Linked DNA regions of Homo sapiens: region 1 is linked to region 2. Evidence: chromatin loops called from intact Hi-C (ENCODE). Cell type or tissue: CD14-positive monocyte. All regions are shown on one strand. Each heading gives the region's core, and the rest is flanking DNA. Links, peaks and the distances in the headings are about the cores only.

The links. Hi-C counts contacts between places; a loop is a spot of excess contacts. Peaks named below come from ENCODE experiments on the same cell type or tissue, not always from the same donor. Only the 100,000 strongest peaks of a DNase experiment are listed, where the experiment ranks them.
Region 1: a loop joins it to region 2, with 10 times the contacts of the local background. A loop is called at or near these places in 2 of 110 quality-filtered maps.

Annotation. Positions count from the first base shown.
Region 1 is chr20:48,766,981-48,772,667 of GRCh38, forward strand. All of the region lies in intron 1 of PREX1 (phosphatidylinositol-3,4,5-trisphosphate dependent Rac exchange factor 1), which reads right to left. Among named protein-coding and RNA genes, the nearest start is that of PREX1, 58 kb to the right of the region's middle. RefSeq lists a silencer at 4,904-5,125. In CD14-positive monocyte, for the core only: no CTCF peak of the experiment used is centred there; DNase peaks (open chromatin) are centred at 2,671 and 4,251; H3K4me3 peaks cover 1,115 bases; H3K27ac peaks cover 3,843 bases.
Region 2 is chr20:47,347,543-47,353,229 of GRCh38, forward strand. It overlaps ZMYND8 (zinc finger MYND-type containing 8), which reads right to left. Exons shown (of 23, transcript NM_001281775.3): 2 at 314-384. LOC101927377 (a long non-coding RNA gene) reads left to right here and starts at 5,019. Exons shown (of 2, transcript NR_134501.1): 1 at 5,019-5,198; 2 at 5,463-5,687. RefSeq lists an enhancer at 5,129-5,278. In CD14-positive monocyte, for the core only: no CTCF peak of the experiment used is centred there; a DNase peak (open chromatin) is centred at 2,879; H3K4me3 peaks cover 2,834 bases; H3K27ac peaks cover 3,531 bases.

The DNA.
Region 1 (5,687 bases), core at 948-4,947, 1.4 Mb after region 2:
CCTCTCTGGGCCTCAGTTTCCCCATCTGCACAGCGCCCACCACTCAGGGCCTGCTGACCTGGTTGCCAAATGTAGCCCTGCCACAGACTCGCTGTGGGACCCTGAGAAAGCTGCTCCCACACTCTGTTCCCTCGTCCGCGAAACGGGGAACAGTGGTCAGATGAGAGGATCTCAAAGGGCTCCCAGCTCTGGGGCTATGAGGTCAGGCCCACACATTCTAACCACCTCGACTCCCTGCCTTCCAGCCAGACCAGTGACAACCAGCCACACCACAGACTACGACAGCTCACCAGGGATTCTGCAAGGGAGTCTTTCAATGGCTCCTTCCCTGGGGGACCTGACTATGGGACAGAGCCCCCGAGGAGGGAGGGGAGATGATGGAACCAGAGAAGCATGAAGAAGCCCCCTCAAACGAGGGCCCTGAAGAGGGGATGGCTGAGAGCTGGAAGATGGAGGTTCTGGTGTCAGACAAGCTGGTTCAAGTCCCCACCTGTCAGCGGGGGAGGGTACGTGGGCCTCTGAACCTCAGTTTCCACCTAACTCAGAGAAGGAAATAGATAACGAACCCTAACTTCAGAGTCGCACCAGAGTGAAATGCCAACGCTTACGTTACCATCACTGATGGGGTTCTTATCTGTCAGTGCATCGACGTAAAAGCAGCCCTCTCCAACTACAGACCACGCTGTACTTTCCCGACATTTCCCCAGAGTCGTGTGTCTCATTCCACTGCAGCCCCAATGCCTAGTCTGCCCTTCCTAGGTCACCCCAGGCTTTTTCTTACCTCAGGGACTTTGCACGTGCTGTTCCCCGCCCCTCATCGTCACTGCACAGGATGCTCAAATATCACCTCCACAGAGAGCCTCCCCTGACCATCCTGGCTGAAGCAGCCTCACCCAAGCCACAAGTCGCCCCCGAGCCACCCTCTACCTCGATAATCTGTTTTAATTCCCTGTAATGCAGGTAGCACAAAGTGTTGTTCTATGCATTTTGCTAATTTAGAGTCCTCCTCTCTGCGCACTGCCAGCTCCGTGATGGTGAGGGTCTCTGGCTGCTTGTGCTGAATCCACAGCATGGGTTGAGGTAGACAGAAGATGCTGAATAAATACTGGTTAAGAGGGGAAAGGAGGTGAAGTTCCATAAGCCTCCAAGCTTCCATTCCTATGTATGTAACACAGAGTAAAAGCCTCTATCTCTCAGTGTTCTTTTGAGGATTCAAGGAAATATCACTCAAAACATAAAGTGCTTAGCACAGAGAATGGAACACAATAAAAACTCAAATTTTAAAATTACCAATGTCCATCAACAGGAGAACGGATGAACAAATGGTGGTGTTCTCACACAACAGAAAATGATTCAGTAATCAAAAGAAAATTGCTAACACACGCAGCAAACTGGACGCATCTCAAAAACATGGCCCAAGCGAAAGAAGCCAGACACAAAAGGGTGCAGCCACCCGTGGGATTCCACATCTACGAAGTCCCAAAACTGGCAAGACCCTTCTTTGATGACAGAGGTTAGAAAAGCCGTCACTCGGCCGGGCCCAGTGGCTCACGCCTGTAATACCAGCACTTTGGGAGGCAGAGGCGGCCGATCACTTGAGTTCAGGAGTTCGAGACCAGCCTGGCCAACACGATGAAACCCCGTCTCTGCTAAAAATATAAAAATTAGCCAGGCATGGTGGCTACTCAGGAGACTGAGGCAGGAGAATCATTTGAACCCAGGAGACAGAGGTTGCAGTGAGCTGAGATCATGCCACTGCACTCCAGCCTGGGTGACAAAGCGAGACTCTGCCTCAAAAAAAAAAAAGAAAAGTCGTCATTCAAGGCTGGATAAAGACTGGCAAGGGGCTCAAGGGGACTCTGGAGGCAAAGAATGTTCTAGATCTTCACCTGGTGGTGATGCATACGTAATCACCAATGGAGCTGTGCACTTCACTGTCTGTAATTATCCTGCAACAGAAACTATTCCCTTTTTTTTTTTTCAGCAAAGGGTTTAAAAGGAGATTGTCACCGTCCACCCTGGTTTGTCTACTGTCCACGCATGGGTTGTCCTGGCTCAAGCCCTGAGGGCCAATACATCGTTCTGGCTTCAGGCAGAGCCAGACCCCATTCCCATTCCTTCTACAACTGTGCATCCACGAAGCCCTGGCTTCTTTGAGGCCCGTTGCCAAAGAGACGAGCCACCCTCCACACACACCCCCTCGCTGCCTCCCAACCCTGCTTCTAAGAAGATTCGGGAACAGGAAGCCTGTGTCTGCTCTCAGGTTCTGAAGCAAAGAGGCTGGGGGTGGTGGTGCGGGGGAGGGGAGATGAGGGGCTGCCCCGTTGAATGAGACGTGCCTTGAATCCTGAGGGGATCCTCTCCAGGTGTGTGAGAGGTGTCCCCCGCCCACCACAGGCACAGGGACAGCCACAAACACCTACTCTACCGTCGTCGCTGGGGCATCTCTAGGAGCCCCAGCACCCACTAGGCATGGGGCCGGCTTCGTACATCAAAGAGCCCTTGCATGTTGCCTTTCTGCTTAAAATCCTCCAACAGAGGCTGCGCTATCAGAATGAGCTCACACTCTGTGACCTCACCTCCTACGCAACTCCCTTCTCCCTCATCTCCTCCCACACTGGCACCCTTGAAGGTGCAGAAACACATGAGACAGGCTCTTGCCACAGGACCTTTGCACTGGCTGTCCCCTCTGCCTGGAACGCCTGTCACCACGTAACCACATGACTCATTCACTCTGCTCCTTCAGGTCTCTGCTCAAACGTCACCTCCTCAGTGAAGCCTGCCCTGCCCACACCATTGAAAACTGCCACATCTTCCCAGCAGCCCAGCCCTCTAATTTTGCTTCATGTTTTTCCATAGCACTTACCACCTGAGAACACTACAAATTTTCCTTGGCTGACACCTTCACTGTCTGTCTTCACTGCACACACGGTGAGGGAGAGAGCTTTTGTCTGTATTGTGCACTGCGGCAGCCTGGACACTCAGTACACAGCAGGTGCTCCATAAATCACTTGTAAGCCCAAGGAGGTAAATTTGAGGTTTATCACGGAATGGACTTTCTAAAATTTTCTGCAGGATTTCAATTGTCTGCTAAGAATATGTGCTATCTTTACCAATTAAAAAGAACAATTAGAAATCTGGTTTTAAAAGCCAGGTGGGAGCCATCTCTAGGTCAGTGGGTCTGATGCCCAGGAAGCGGGCATAAGAATTACCTGTCAAGCTTTTCAAAACACATGTTTTGCCCAGGAGGTATACCAGGAAATGACAGTCTGACTCAAGAGGTCTGGAAAAGCCAGGAAATCAGCTCTTTTTCCAAAGCTCCCAGATAACCCTGAAGGGCTCCAGGAGGTACACGAACCCGAGAATGGGCAGCAGGGCAGGGAAAGCAGCTCAGAGGAGGTCAGGGAGGACCCTGAGCATGACCTTGACAAACAGGCAAGATCTGGCCAGCCAGGCACAGTGGCTCACATCTGTAATCCCAGCACTTTGGAAGGCTGAGGCAGGTGGATCACCTGAGGTCAGGAGTTCGAGACCAGCCTGGCCAACAAGGCAAAACCCCATCTCTACTAAAAATAAAAAATTAGCCAGACATGGTGGTGCATGCCTGTAATCCCAGCTACTTGGGAGGCAGAGGCAGGAGAATCACTTAAACCTGGGATGCAGAGGTTGCAGTGAGCCAAGATTGCTCCACTGCATTCCAGCCTGGGTGACAAAGTGAATCTCCATCTCAAAAAAAAAAATCTGGCCATGCAGAAGTGAGGAAGGAAAGGAAACTGGAGACCCAGATTTGCAAACCTTTGCAATCACAAGGCAACCCCTTGGCAGCCCTAATCCATGACCCTCAGGCTACAGCAGGCGTCTGAATCACCTGGGGCACTCAGTGGAAATGCTGATTCCTGGGCCCTGAAGACTGAGAGGCTCCAACGCAGTGGGAGAGGGAGGAGCCTGGGCATCTGCCTTGTTAACATGCTTCCCCAGGCACCTGCGATGGGGCACCAGGTTTAGAAGGTGCTGGTTGAGTCTTCTGGTTTCAGTATGTACAGTTGCCTTTCATCAGGAAAATTAATAAAGTCATAGGAAGAAAACTGGAAATCACACATTCTGACAGTGCCCACTGTCAATATTTCAACATGTCACCTTCCATGGCGTCTCCTGCAGTTTTTAGGCATGGCTGTCATCACCGGTTGCACATAATTTTGCATGTCACCTTTCCAGTGGTCCACAGTGGCTAAGGAAATGGGTGTGGCTCATGTCCCTAACCATTTCCCTATCCGACCTTTAGGTTGTTGCCGATTTTGAGCGCTCACAGTGGTGTTTCAATGAGTAACCTGGTACATAAAAGTATCTGGGGATTTTCCCCCCATGCTTAGGATTTTTTTCAGCAGTGGGATCCCCTGCAATTCCAGGGGAATCACTGTTTGGGAGTCTCTTGTTGTCTCCGCTAAGTGTTTTGCCAAAGGGTTTGCACCAATTTATTGCTCTAAAATGATGCCAAAGGCAACAAGTTCTAGCCGGGCGTGGTGGCTCACGCCTGTAATCCCAACACTTTGGGAGGCCGAGGCAGGTGAATGGCTTGAACCCAGGAGGCAGAAGTTACAGTGAGCTGAGACTGTGCCATTACACTCCAGCCTGGGCGACAGGAGCAAAACTCCATCTCAAAATAAAAAAAGGCAACAAAAGTTCAAGCCTTATCAGCCGTGCAGCCCCATCACCATGCGGAGGAGGAACCCGAGGCCCAGCTGATGCTCATTAAGAATTCCTTCATGCCGGACACGGTTCCAAGTGCTTTCTCAACAGAAACCCATAAATCCTCACCACAGCCCTGTGGGCAGGGTGTGATGCCACGCACTAGCATAGAAGAAGCATTCAGCAAGCGTGTTTTGCTATTATTATTACTTGCATTTGATTTTCCTCTAAAAATGATGTGTCTAGGCTGGGCGCGGTGGCTCCCATCTATAATCCCAGCACTTTGAGAGGCTGAGGTGGGCGAATCACCTGAGTTCAGGAGTTCGAGACCACCCTGGCCAACATGGTGAAATCCCATCTCTACTAAAAATACAAAAATTAGCTAGGCGTGGTGGCGGGCACCTGTAGTCCCAGCTACTCAGGAAGCTGAGGCAAGAGAATCGCTCGAACCTGGGAGGCGGAGGTTGCTGTGAGCTGAGATCGAGCCACTGCACTCCGGCCTGGCTGAACAGAGCGAGACTCTGTCTCAAAATAAATAAATAAATAAAATAACTAAAAAAATAAAAAAGTAAAAATAATGTGTCCAGCCATATCACTGAGCAAAACTGGGGTTCCAGAAAGCTGGGCCAGGTTTCTTGGGTGGCACAGGTATGGCCCTGCAGGGTGCCCATGCCCCCAAGAAGGCGCAGGTGCGCAGCTCGTGGCAGCCCTGTTTCTGGTGAATCAGGCCGGCCCCTGTCCCTGTGACACTGGGTGAGACGTGCCCATGGCCATACCTGCAGAAGAGATGCCCCAGCCCAAGCAGTGCCATAGGAGGACAGCACTCCAATGCCCCAAATACTGCCCCAGCCACCAACCACGGGACACAGACCCAGCAGTTCCCTTTTTCTCTTTGCGGAACTTCCCACCACATCAAGCTGGAAAGGAAGTCGGCAGCTCAGCGGGAGGAAAGGCGACAGTATACAAATCGCTTCATGTCTGCTGAGGAAATTTACTGCCCT
Region 2 (5,687 bases), core at 1,096-5,095:
TTCCAGAACATGCTTTATTTAAACTGTGGCTCCTGAAAGTCACCCTGCGGAGAGGTAGCCAGCCACCCTCAGTCATGACACACAGGTAAAATTCACTGTCAGGACCCCTACACAGGCACCAGGGAAAGAAAACCAAAAGGAGGAGAGTTCTCCATCAATTAGGTTCATCCATCAAAAAATCTTATATCTGAAAATCCAAGAAGAGTTACAACGTCGGCTCAGAGAGCCACACACTTCACTGCACTACAACAACAAAAAGAAATTCCAATTTCCTCCTTAGCTCTAGAATAGATAATACAAGATTTTTACTCACCTTTGGAGCGAGTAGAGATATCCATGCCCTCTACCACCTCCTGTTCTGTTTTTATTTCCTCTTCAGCCAAGCTGAAACAGAGCAAATTATGTTCATGTTTAGGAAGGCTGAGAACTTGCCCCATGGGGGCAGCTATTTGGAAGTTCTAGCAACAAACACACCTTAAAGACATTCCCTCATCCTTATCCAGGGCTGGGGGAGGAAACCCACACCTGATTTCAACAAAGTGTGAAGAGTCCTAAAGGAGTTTTTTAAAACACTAGGTTGTTCTTTTTTTTTTTAAGTCAAATTACTATTCCAGTTGTCATGCTATTGGGGAATGCAAAAGGCAATTTTTTAGACACACAATTACAACCTACCCCTGTGGGCCAATGAGAACCCAGCCTTCAAATAAACAAGCTTCTCATTGTTAACACAGGGTTCAAAGGCAGGGAGGTTGGAGGTGTTTTGCAGGGTATCCAGAATTCTGATCGCTGAATACTTTAGGGCAAAGAGTAAGATTTCCCACACCTCCCCCTAAATCTTACAATTCCCTGATGAGGCAGGAACATGGGAAAAAAAAGATACAGGTTAAATTACAAAGCAGAAAAATATGCCCAGCTAGAAGCTAAAGACCTGGTCTCAAAACACTGAACCGAGGAGCACTGATTCCAGCAATCAGACTGGGGTCTCCACACTTCCAACCCCCTGAATGCTTCCTCTCTACAGCAGGCACGGCTTACTACTGAGTTGTGACTAATTATCCCCCACCACAAAAGTGGAATGAGGAAGGATTATTCAAAAGACAAAGGCTAAGAGTGGAGGGTTGGGGAGAGAAGCAAATAAAGCAAGCCCCTTTGCTGGGAGGGTCCGTCACCCAGAACATTCTCTCTCTCTCTCTGCTGGAACTAGGGTTGAAAGAGAGCCGGCCATATCAGATCTTCCTCCCACAGAGAACTCACAAGCTAAACCAAAGGGAAAAAATAGAGTTCTGCTTTCATAGATGCAAATGGTTTGAGGTGCTAGAACTTTCCAAACATTCAGGCTGACACTGAAGTGGTAAGAAGCTGGGCATTTACTCCAGAAGCAATTCCATCAGACTGTCGTTCCACAGGAAGAAATGGGTGCATCACCAATTGATATGGCTGGAATTTTCCATTTGGAAGACTCAACGCCAGGACAGGAAGGAGGCTGGGGAAGAGAGAATGTCCTGTCCTGGGGAAGAGAGAATGTTCCGTGGTCTGGGACTGTGACAACGCAAAAGGCCCAAAAAGACAGCCTCATGTCTCGAACCCTAGTATAAGGAGAAGATTTTAGGAGAGTTCCACGTTAGGAGGAGAGGACTTAGGATGGGAGCTAGATAGAATGGAAAAGATTATAGTTCAGAGTTAAATTATAGGGGCTTGGAGACGAAGAAAGGTAGTTGGGTTTAAATGAGAATATTAACACATTTAGCCATCTGATTTTGAACCCCGTTAACAATTTCATTTACACCGCATCTGTAAAGAAAGCCTGTGACACAAATCACCAAAGAAACAACTGACATGTTGTCACAAATGGTTTTCATCAGGAGAAAGCAGCCTGCTAAATTTAAACACATCGCTTATATGCAATAATACAACGGTGATTTATTGAAGGTTATTTCAGCACTAATGCTTTCTATTCCAACTTAAGGAGAAAACATTCTCAACTCAGAAACACTCTGCCTGAAACATACACAGGTTGTCCAACTGGATGCTGTTGATGGGTTCTGGCTTGGGGTGACTGGAAATACATCTTAACAAAAAGCCCCATGCAGCCCTCGGAGATGGGTAGACAGTTAACTTCAAAGGAACAAATAGCAACCTTGATCTTTTCTAGCAACTAGAATTCTGTTTCCCTCTCTAGCATGAAGTATGTGAAATTCTAAACTTCTTGAAACCGATCCCATATTTTGAGTAATAGAGAAAACGCTAATCTGTGATCCAACTGAAATCTACAGTGGTGAGGGAAACAATTATGCAGAACTGAGCCAAAAAAAACCCACTTGAAGGATTTCTGCAGCGATGAAAACATTCAAAGGTGTATTGATCATGGAGGAAGGCTGCATTCAAGGGAACCATTATTTGGCTTGTAACAGCCTAGAGGAGCTGAATACTTCAGGCAGGAATGCTGCTGAGAGACGAGGAAAATGCAAACTAGTTATGTGGTGGCTATTTGCTTCTGAGTTTTAAGATAATCAATGCTGGAGCAGAAGAGAGAGGGAAAAAAAAGTTAAGCTGTTTTATCTTTCCAAGTATTACAAGTGGGCACCATAATCACCCAACTTTAGCAATAGCACCACCAGCTTTAGCACAGCATTTCAAGCACAACAATTTAAGAAAACCATCTTTTTCACAGATCAGCAAACCATCCTTTCAAAAGGAACCCGTGCACACACATGCACGCACACTCACACACACAATTAACTTGTATTTGACTAAAGGAAACTGCAGTGTCTATGCATTAAAAGGAGAAAAAAAAAAAAAAAAAAAAAAAACTTCATTTACAAAAGCAAAGACCAGAATGCAAAATTAGTCATTTTGAATAGCCACATCTAAAGGGACTTCCTTTTTCCTACACCACTGATTTCGGTTTTTTTGTGTGTGTGTGTGTGTTTTTTTTTGATTTAGTGTTAAGAACTAGTATGTTATTAGGAAAAAAAAATGAATATTACATCAAAAGTAGGCGCAAGAAAAGATCTGTACCTGTCTGAATTGCCCCACTGATGTTGGTCAATTTAGGTTAAGAACTGTTCAGTCATTTGGGGGAAAAAAAACAGTCAAATAATTCTTAAAAAGAAAAGGCAGCTGCATCTGGAGAAAATACTCTGAACTTCTGTCATTAACACATTAAAGTCTTAGAACATAGACAGCTTATTTCCTTCCATATCTGCTAGCTTCCAGCAACCCTGATGATTTAAATCAAAAACAATGGGACAACAAGCTCTTGTTTCAAACTGACATTACTTTTTTCCCTTTAAAGGTCTGTTGAGGAAACTGGGGGCCCGCTACAGAAAAGGGTAAAATTAGCTGAAAAGCAAACAATTTCTCACTCCAATAGGAAAATACACCATCAACTAGTTAGATACATTGTATACACCACCACCTCTTACACTCACATTTACCCAAGTCATTTGCCTGCAGATTTCACAAACTGATACATTTGAGGCAATTCAAAGAAATAACAGTACCTGCAAAGATAACCAAGACCACCCCATCCCATCCCAAAAAGAATAAAAGATTTCTCCCCCAGTGCCTGAGCAAGAAAACCTATGCTTACTTCTTAACCTGCATGCACTGAAAAAAGAGCAATTAAAAGTTGCAGATGAACTACTGCACCTCCAGGATGCTTTAAGCCTTCTGATTGTTAATTCTGAGGACTCAGGGATGGTCCGTAATTCCCAGGAATCTCATCTCCTCAACACTTCCAAGAGAGAGAAAAAAGAAAGCATCTAGTTTTGACAGAAAAATGCCTGAATACACAATGCCCACATATTTCTTTTCCCCAAGTGCCCCTACTATTTGACTTTTAAAGAAGAGTATCTAAGCCATCTAGAATATATAACCAACATGCACAAGACTCTGGTTCTACAGATGAGGATCATCGCACAGCAATTCAAGAATCATGCATCATTCGAAAGGACTTTTCCTGGTTTTTACTTTTCATTCAAAATACCAAAATGGTCCAGGCTGTAAGAAATATTTAATCCCCAAGGCATAACATCTTCCTCTTCTAGATTACAAAATAGTGAACATCAAAATTAAAAACCATGCTTCCCTAAATCTACAATTAATTTTTTAAGAAATTGGGGTGGGGGGGAATGGTTAGCAGAGCAGCTTTATATAAGCACTCACCTAAAACAGGCAGAGTCATCGGTAGCTAAGCTATTTATGCAGGATTCTTAAAATGGCGTCTGGCAACACTGCCTCATTCCTGTGTTGAAGCTAAAATGGTAGCAGTTTGTTCAATAGCTGTAGCTCTTGTTTAAGCAGCCCTGCGAGTTTCAAAGCCACCTTCCTAAATACCAGAACTAGGAAAAGCTGAACCAAAGGACACCAACAACCCAACGTTTAGAAGCTTAAAAAAAACTCTGCAATGACAGGGAGAGTTTGTGAAGTCACAGGTTCCTAAGGAAAAGCCTTCTCTTGTAGATCCTGAGCCTTCAACATGAGGCTCTGTGATGAGGCCCCCTTGCCCTCAAATTAGGTGGGTAGAAGGTTAGGAATCGTGCAGCCCCGTGGCACAAACTGCAGACGGACAGGTGTCTGTGCAAACACAAAAATGTTCCCAGGGAGCAGCCTGGGGGAAGGCAAGGAGGAAGCCCGGTCCCCCTTCTCTTCTCAGTCTATTAGAAACCAGCTTTGCATCCATACCAAAAAGGCGCTAGGTAAAATGAAAGTGCTTCAAGGACAGCAGGCATCTGAAAAGCCAAGCTAAAGGGCTGCACCTCAGTCTACGGCAAAGGTAAAATAAAAAGGCTGTTTATAAGCCTGCAAACAGCCACCAAATACCCAGCCCTCTGAAGCAGCCAGTCCTAAGACAGTTAACATCAAGGAAAGACAATCCGAGTCTGCAGAGGAGAAACACAAGGAAAACATTCCCTTATCCAATGCACAGGATACTCACAAATTAGATTTCTGACCACCCCCAACAGAGCCTGAGAATTAACAATGGGTTTTGCAAAACCCGCTTTCAGAGGCCGAACTAACAGCCTGAGTGGATAACGTCATTTACTGTTACAGGTCTGAGCATTGGCCTCAGAACTCCTCTGGTGCTGGGAGTGAGGAGTTTCAAGGTGACTGCTTTTTAGCTCCAGGGGAGAAAGGAGGGCACAGTGCCCAAGGCCATGCCAGGGCAAGGACGGGCCACTGGCCCCCGCCGGCCGGTAGGTAAGGTAATCGGGATGGGGGGGACAGGCTGGCAGCACACTGGCTGCAGAGCTGGCATGGCCACTGCCTGTTTGTTTGTCTGCAAGGAGAGTGGGAAGTAGCGGGGAGGGTGACCATAACCTTAGCAACCTGAAGCCAAGGGTGAACCCTTGCTCAGATCTTGCATTTTAAGAGTAACCAAAGGGTTCTGAAACATATTCCCTTTTTAAATCTCTGCTGTGCAGTAGCGAAGGCCCCTTTGAATGTATCTTTCTTTCCAGAGTCAACCAGAGGCAAAGCCAGATTGAGGGTTCCCAGGCTGACAAATGTCTGCTGCCTCTGCCACAGGAGAGAGAAGGGGAAAGAGGGCAAAAGAAACAAAGACATCACGCGTTGCAAGTGGCTGGACTTTTAAAAACCTACCTTTGCCTCCAGGGTTTTCTAGGTTACTGTCACCCCACTTCCTAAAAAGTGTCTCCCCCCTCATCCTATTTAAGACCTGATGC